Regions from separate parts of the Mus musculus genome. Here region 1 is linked to region 2. The links are chromatin loops, found by intact Hi-C in ENCODE. Cell type or tissue: left cerebral cortex. All regions are shown on one strand.

Region 1 (2,500 bases), 53 kb after region 2:
AGGAGGGAGAGGAGGAGGAGGAAGAGAAGGAGAAGAAGAAGGAGAAGAAGGAGAAGAAGAAGAAGAAGAAGAAGAAGAAGAAGAAGAAGAAGAAGAAGAAGAAGAAGAAGAAGAAGAAGAAGAAGAAGAAGAAACAAACACCTGACATTTTTATGGAAATACATTTTCAACACACTTAGCTCACAAAATCTATTTTTGAATGCTCAATTATACAGTATAATGCCTCATATAATTATTTGAACTGAAAAAGAAGACATAGCCAGAGCTGACTTGACAATTGTTCACACTCAGAAAGTAAAATAACTAAGGCCAAAGTGTTGAAGGGGGAAAGAACACCCAGGGACTGGCCCCACGTCAGTGTGCAGTACAGAATGCATGCCTTCCTAGTGCCCACTGTCACACAGGGACCCAGGACCGTAGAATCCAGAAGTGCTGCTTCCGGTGGGTGCTTCATAGAACAGCCAGCAACCTACAGCAGACAGCAGAAAGCCTTGCTTTGAAACCATTCAGCACTTGAAAATCTGGGTCTACACACAACTGGCTAGCAAGCCTTATAAAGACTTAGCATGAGTACCCAATGCCTTGCACACTTACAAAATACTCTGAGTATGAAAGCTACCTTTGCACACTCTTCCTCAGCCGACTCATGTTGGTAAGCAAGCCTGCAGACCGTCCCTTCTGGACTGATTTGTATAAGGGGATTCATGGCCTGCAGTTACAAATAACAGGTTATGAGGTATGCTGGGGAAGCAGGCAGGAGAATCTCTGACTTTAAAAAGCACACGTTTCGAAAGGGCTACATATATCTCTCCATAAATGACCAGAGCCATCTTTTGTAATTTGTAGCACTGTGCCCAGTAAACAGTTAAAATGCTTGGAACATTTTTGGCTGTCCTTTTGATTGTCCATGTGAGCCAGTGCCCCATGCCCCAAAGTAGGAAAGTGTGTGGTGCTGTCCCACAGGGCCAGCCTCCAGCTAGTGCGCAGGAGCCTTGGGGAGAGCGGACACTACAGTCACCCAGCTTCCCCATCTGTTGTCCGTTGCTGCCACCGTGTGAATGGTGACCAGACCTCCCAGTGAGGCTATGTTTACAACCCCACCTCACCAAATGCCAACTTCTGGCATTGGGATCAATGCCAAACTATCCCCAGATTCTGTTTAATCGTGGGAAAGAAAAGCATGGGCGTGTTCTGTTCCCTGCCAGCGTGGTGCTTCTTGCCTCCTCTCTGGAAGGGCCTACACCAGCTCAGATGCACTCTCGGAGCCTTTCCAGCAGGACCTTCAAGCTCTCTTACGCATCACTGTCCATCAGCCTCGGGTCCACCATCCTCACAAGGAAAGCCTGGGCCTCTCTCTTTGGACTTTGCAGGACTCTGAGGTCATCTCGGTGTAAATAAATAAAAACGTGGACTGTCCTGATTCTGGATCAACCTCTGAAAAAGCCAACCTCTGGAAAGGGCTAAATGATAAGTATTTTAAAGTTTGTCACATCATGTTTTAAACTTTATCCAAATGTGTTGCTATCGCTTCTATTGCAGCATGAAAAATAAAAGATATGTGAATGGGAGTGGCTGAGTTGCAATCAGACTTCATTTCTAAGAGCAGGTTATGGCCAGTATCGGCTCAAGTGGCAGTTGCGGAGCCCTCAAGACAGACTGCTGTAGAAGATTGGCTCAATTCCAGCTTAGGTTTTCCAAGCCTCTGCTGGGAAGATGATGATGGTGGTGGTGGTGATGGTGATGATGATGATGATAAGCCCCTATGGCTCACCCCAGCCCAGAACTTTGACTCCAAGTCAATAGCTGATAGTGATTTTAAAAAATATATTAACCTCAGAAAGGAGAAAAAAATAACTTAGGGTGATGGCACACCTCTGGGACAGGATCCAATGCATCACCACCAAGAGACAGGAAGGTAAAGGTGAGTGTCCTGGATCCCTGAGATGGCATCTGCCTTTGTTCCCCACAGTACCCCTGCTTTGGAATGCTAACCTCACAAGGATTATCTTTGAAACCCAACTCCAGTCTCAGTATTTCTACCCTTTCCTCTGTGAACTGTCCCCCCAGCACAGTCCCGTCGGCCAAGCTGAGTGATCCCTAAAAGACGTCAGAGATACCACACAGAAGAGAGGCTTGTCAGTACCTTTTCCTGCTGCAGTCCACTCCCAGGCTGCCCTGGACTGGCATGGGAGATGGAGGGAGTCTACCGAGCAGCTACCTTCTGTAAAACCTTGCTTTCTCCCTGTGCTAACCCGGTGCTCACCAGTGGATCCTGACTCTTGGAGCAGTACTGACCTTATGACAGATACTGAAGTCCAATAGGTGACACGTAGATTTGTTCAACTGAAAAATACTGAGATGGTGTCATAAGCTAGCCCTCTTCTAAAGTGGGTTCAGTGATGTAGGGAATAACCATCTTATCGCTAGCTTTCTGTTGTCTCCTGAGACCCAACCTCTTGCCTTCTTGACCTAAAACCACCCCACCCTCAGCTGTGCCCAG
Region 2 (2,500 bases):
TTCCTGATCGATACTGCATTTCTACTCTGCTTTTGTCTACTGCCCTTCTCTTTTGTGTAATGTGTTTAAAATTAGAGTCCGAAAGCAATGACAAATATGTAAAGTGGGAAGAGCAGGAGAGAGAGAGGGAGAGAGAGAGAGAGAGGGAGGGAGGGAGGGAGGGAGGGAGGGAGGGAGGGAAGGAAGGAAGGAAGGAAGGAAGGAAGGAAGGAAGGAAGGAAGGAAGGAAGGAAGGAAGAGGATTGTTCTTCACAGCTTGTCACACAGAAGTGACACCGCTGTGCCAGTTGAGAGGGCATGCAGGTAGCTAGCCTTCACCTGGGACACTGACAGCTCCCGTAACCAGTACTTGGCATGTAGCAGAACTCACACGCAAACTGTTTTACAGACATGATCTCTTGTAACTCAAAATGGAGGTTCAGGGACGATCACAGACGTGATCTCTTGTAACTCACAACAGACAGAGAAGATAGCAGTAGCCCAATATGCGAAAAAATTAAGGCTCCAGGAGGTTAAATAACTTGTCTGAAAAGAAAAGATGACAGGGTCATAGCTGGTTGGCAGAACATGCTCAAGGTTGCGTCTTCAGCACTACCCTACAAAAGCGAATACGACATACACTTAAGTGCCTTCCACTGCTTCTAATGACAACACCACCAGAATTAAGTCTAAGTTGTTCTTACCCCACCACCGCCGCCGCTCCCAAGTTGCCTCACTGGCTAGAGTGGAAAAATGACTTCCTGCTACTTCAATTATTAACCCATCCTAAGGGATGGCTGGGTTTAACAACGTCAATGTCCATCACCCTCTTGCTGCCAGACCCCTTTGAATGGAAGCACACCCAGGACTCTTCGTGTTATTTTAAGATAGATAACAAAAGAATACATTCTCTAGCAAGTTGGGTCAGTGAGCAAGGCGATAATGAATTCAACGTCTGCAGTTCTGAGAAACACCCACGTGTTTTAACTGGTCCTCAAATGGCGATATCACACTCTGCCCTGGTTGCGCTGGTGGGTGTTTCCCAGTACTGCTCGCAGAATGGGGCTGAAAAAAATCTCTGGGCAAGCCCGGGGACTCCAGACTCTTTACTGTGGACCCAGGGGAGGGCAGCTTTGCTACTAGACTCCATACATGGGGCCCGCACCAGTCACTATAGAACGCACAGCGCTGGCATGCACCAGGCGGGTTGCAAGATAAATACTGCACGCCCACTGCACTCCACGCCCACTGCACTCCTCGCTCATGGAGAGAGTCCATCCCCCGGCACCTCCCGCACTCACGCTCGCGCTCGTGCACACGCGCGCATCCCGTGCACCCGCTCGGATCCTCGCCTGGTGGCACCCGGCGCGCCCGCGCAGCGCCGAGCGGAGGGCGGGGAGGGCGCGGCCGCGAGAGGGCGCGGCGAGCGGCTTCCTCGCGGGGCCGGGTTGTTGCGGAGGCCGGAGACGAGGCTCTCGGAGGGTCCCCGGGGCCGAGGGAGCGCGGACGGCACGCGCGCCATGAACCCGAAGGCGGGCGGTGAGGAAGAGGACTGCGTGGACTCTGGCGCCGAGACCGGAGGGTGAGCTGAGCCCAGCCGGGCGGGGCGGGAGCTCAGTACTTGCGCTCGGGAGCCCGAGCTGGGGAGGCAGTCCTGGGGTTGGGGTGCAGTATCTGCGAGCCAGCGGCATGGTCTGTGGTTGCCTGGGTCAGGGTGGGAAGGGGCGAGAAGAACCCCACCCCGGGCTGCTAGGTGATGGGACCCGAGGTTCAGCGTCGTTCCTCGCAGCCCTGTGGCCCCACGGTGCCAGGTTCAGCCACTATCCCCCTTCACCTAGAGATGCGCCTGCACTTGTTCCAGCCAGGCAACTCTGATAGCTTTGGAGCCCCAGGCTGCTGAGGAGGAAAGCAGGTGGAGAGGGTGGGACACCAGCACAGGAAAAAGACTCCGAAGCCGGCTAGGAGGACTTCATATCTCACTTATACTGTGCTGCTGAGCGGCCTCTCCACCCCGCCAGCCTGGAGTACCCACAGGATGCTGTGATGGGGTCTTGTGTGCTTCAATGGACTCAGTAATTAGCTCCAACCTTTGGAGGCTAATTAGTCCTCTCCCAACAGCAGTTTTCCTGAGTAGGACAAAAGACGGAATGCATTTTCAGAAACCAATGTCCCGTGATGGTCTCCACCCAGCCCATATCTAGAGGATTTTCCTGTGCACAGTCAGCACCACAGCCAGGATACAAGTGCTACCCCAGTAGGAACGTGTGTCTTTTCCTATCTAGAGAAGTCCTGCTAGAGGTCAGGGGCTACCCAGGCTACAGAAGACCTCGGAATTCCTGGAAGGTGGAGAGGTTTCAAACTAATATTAGGATTTGGCAATCTACTGAGAACAGGGAGGGAGGCCAGTTCCAGAATGGACCTATGTTCTGACCTAACCCACGAAAGCGTCCCTCAAGCTCGTCCTGCCTCCCAACCCCACCCCTCCTTGCAGCCTTCTCCACCAGCCCAACCCTAAATCTGG

Evidence for each region. A loop is a pair of places that touch in the nucleus more often than their neighbours do. Peaks named below come from ENCODE experiments on the same cell type or tissue, not always from the same donor. Only the 100,000 strongest peaks of a DNase experiment are listed, where the experiment ranks them.
Region 1: a loop joins it to region 2, with 4 times the contacts of the local background. A loop is called at or near these places in 5 of 42 quality-filtered maps.

What each region holds. Positions count from the first base shown.
Region 1 is chr14:62,606,919-62,609,418 of GRCm38, forward strand. Fam124a (family with sequence similarity 124, member A) reads left to right here. Exons shown (of 4, transcript NM_001243857.1): 4 at 1-1,567. Among named protein-coding and RNA genes, the nearest start is that of Gm52153, 20 kb to the right of the region's middle. In left cerebral cortex, a CTCF peak has its summit at 1,053; a DNase peak (open chromatin) is centred at 1,082.
Region 2 is chr14:62,554,354-62,556,853 of GRCm38, forward strand. Fam124a (family with sequence similarity 124, member A) reads left to right here and starts at 1,384. Exons shown (of 4, transcript NM_001243857.1): 1 at 1,384-1,561. The coding sequence starts at 1,500. In left cerebral cortex, a CTCF peak has its summit at 1,366 (motif pointing right); DNase peaks (open chromatin) are centred at 1,035, 1,207, 1,569 and 2,028; H3K4me3 peaks cover 1,637 bases; H3K27ac peaks cover 1,031 bases.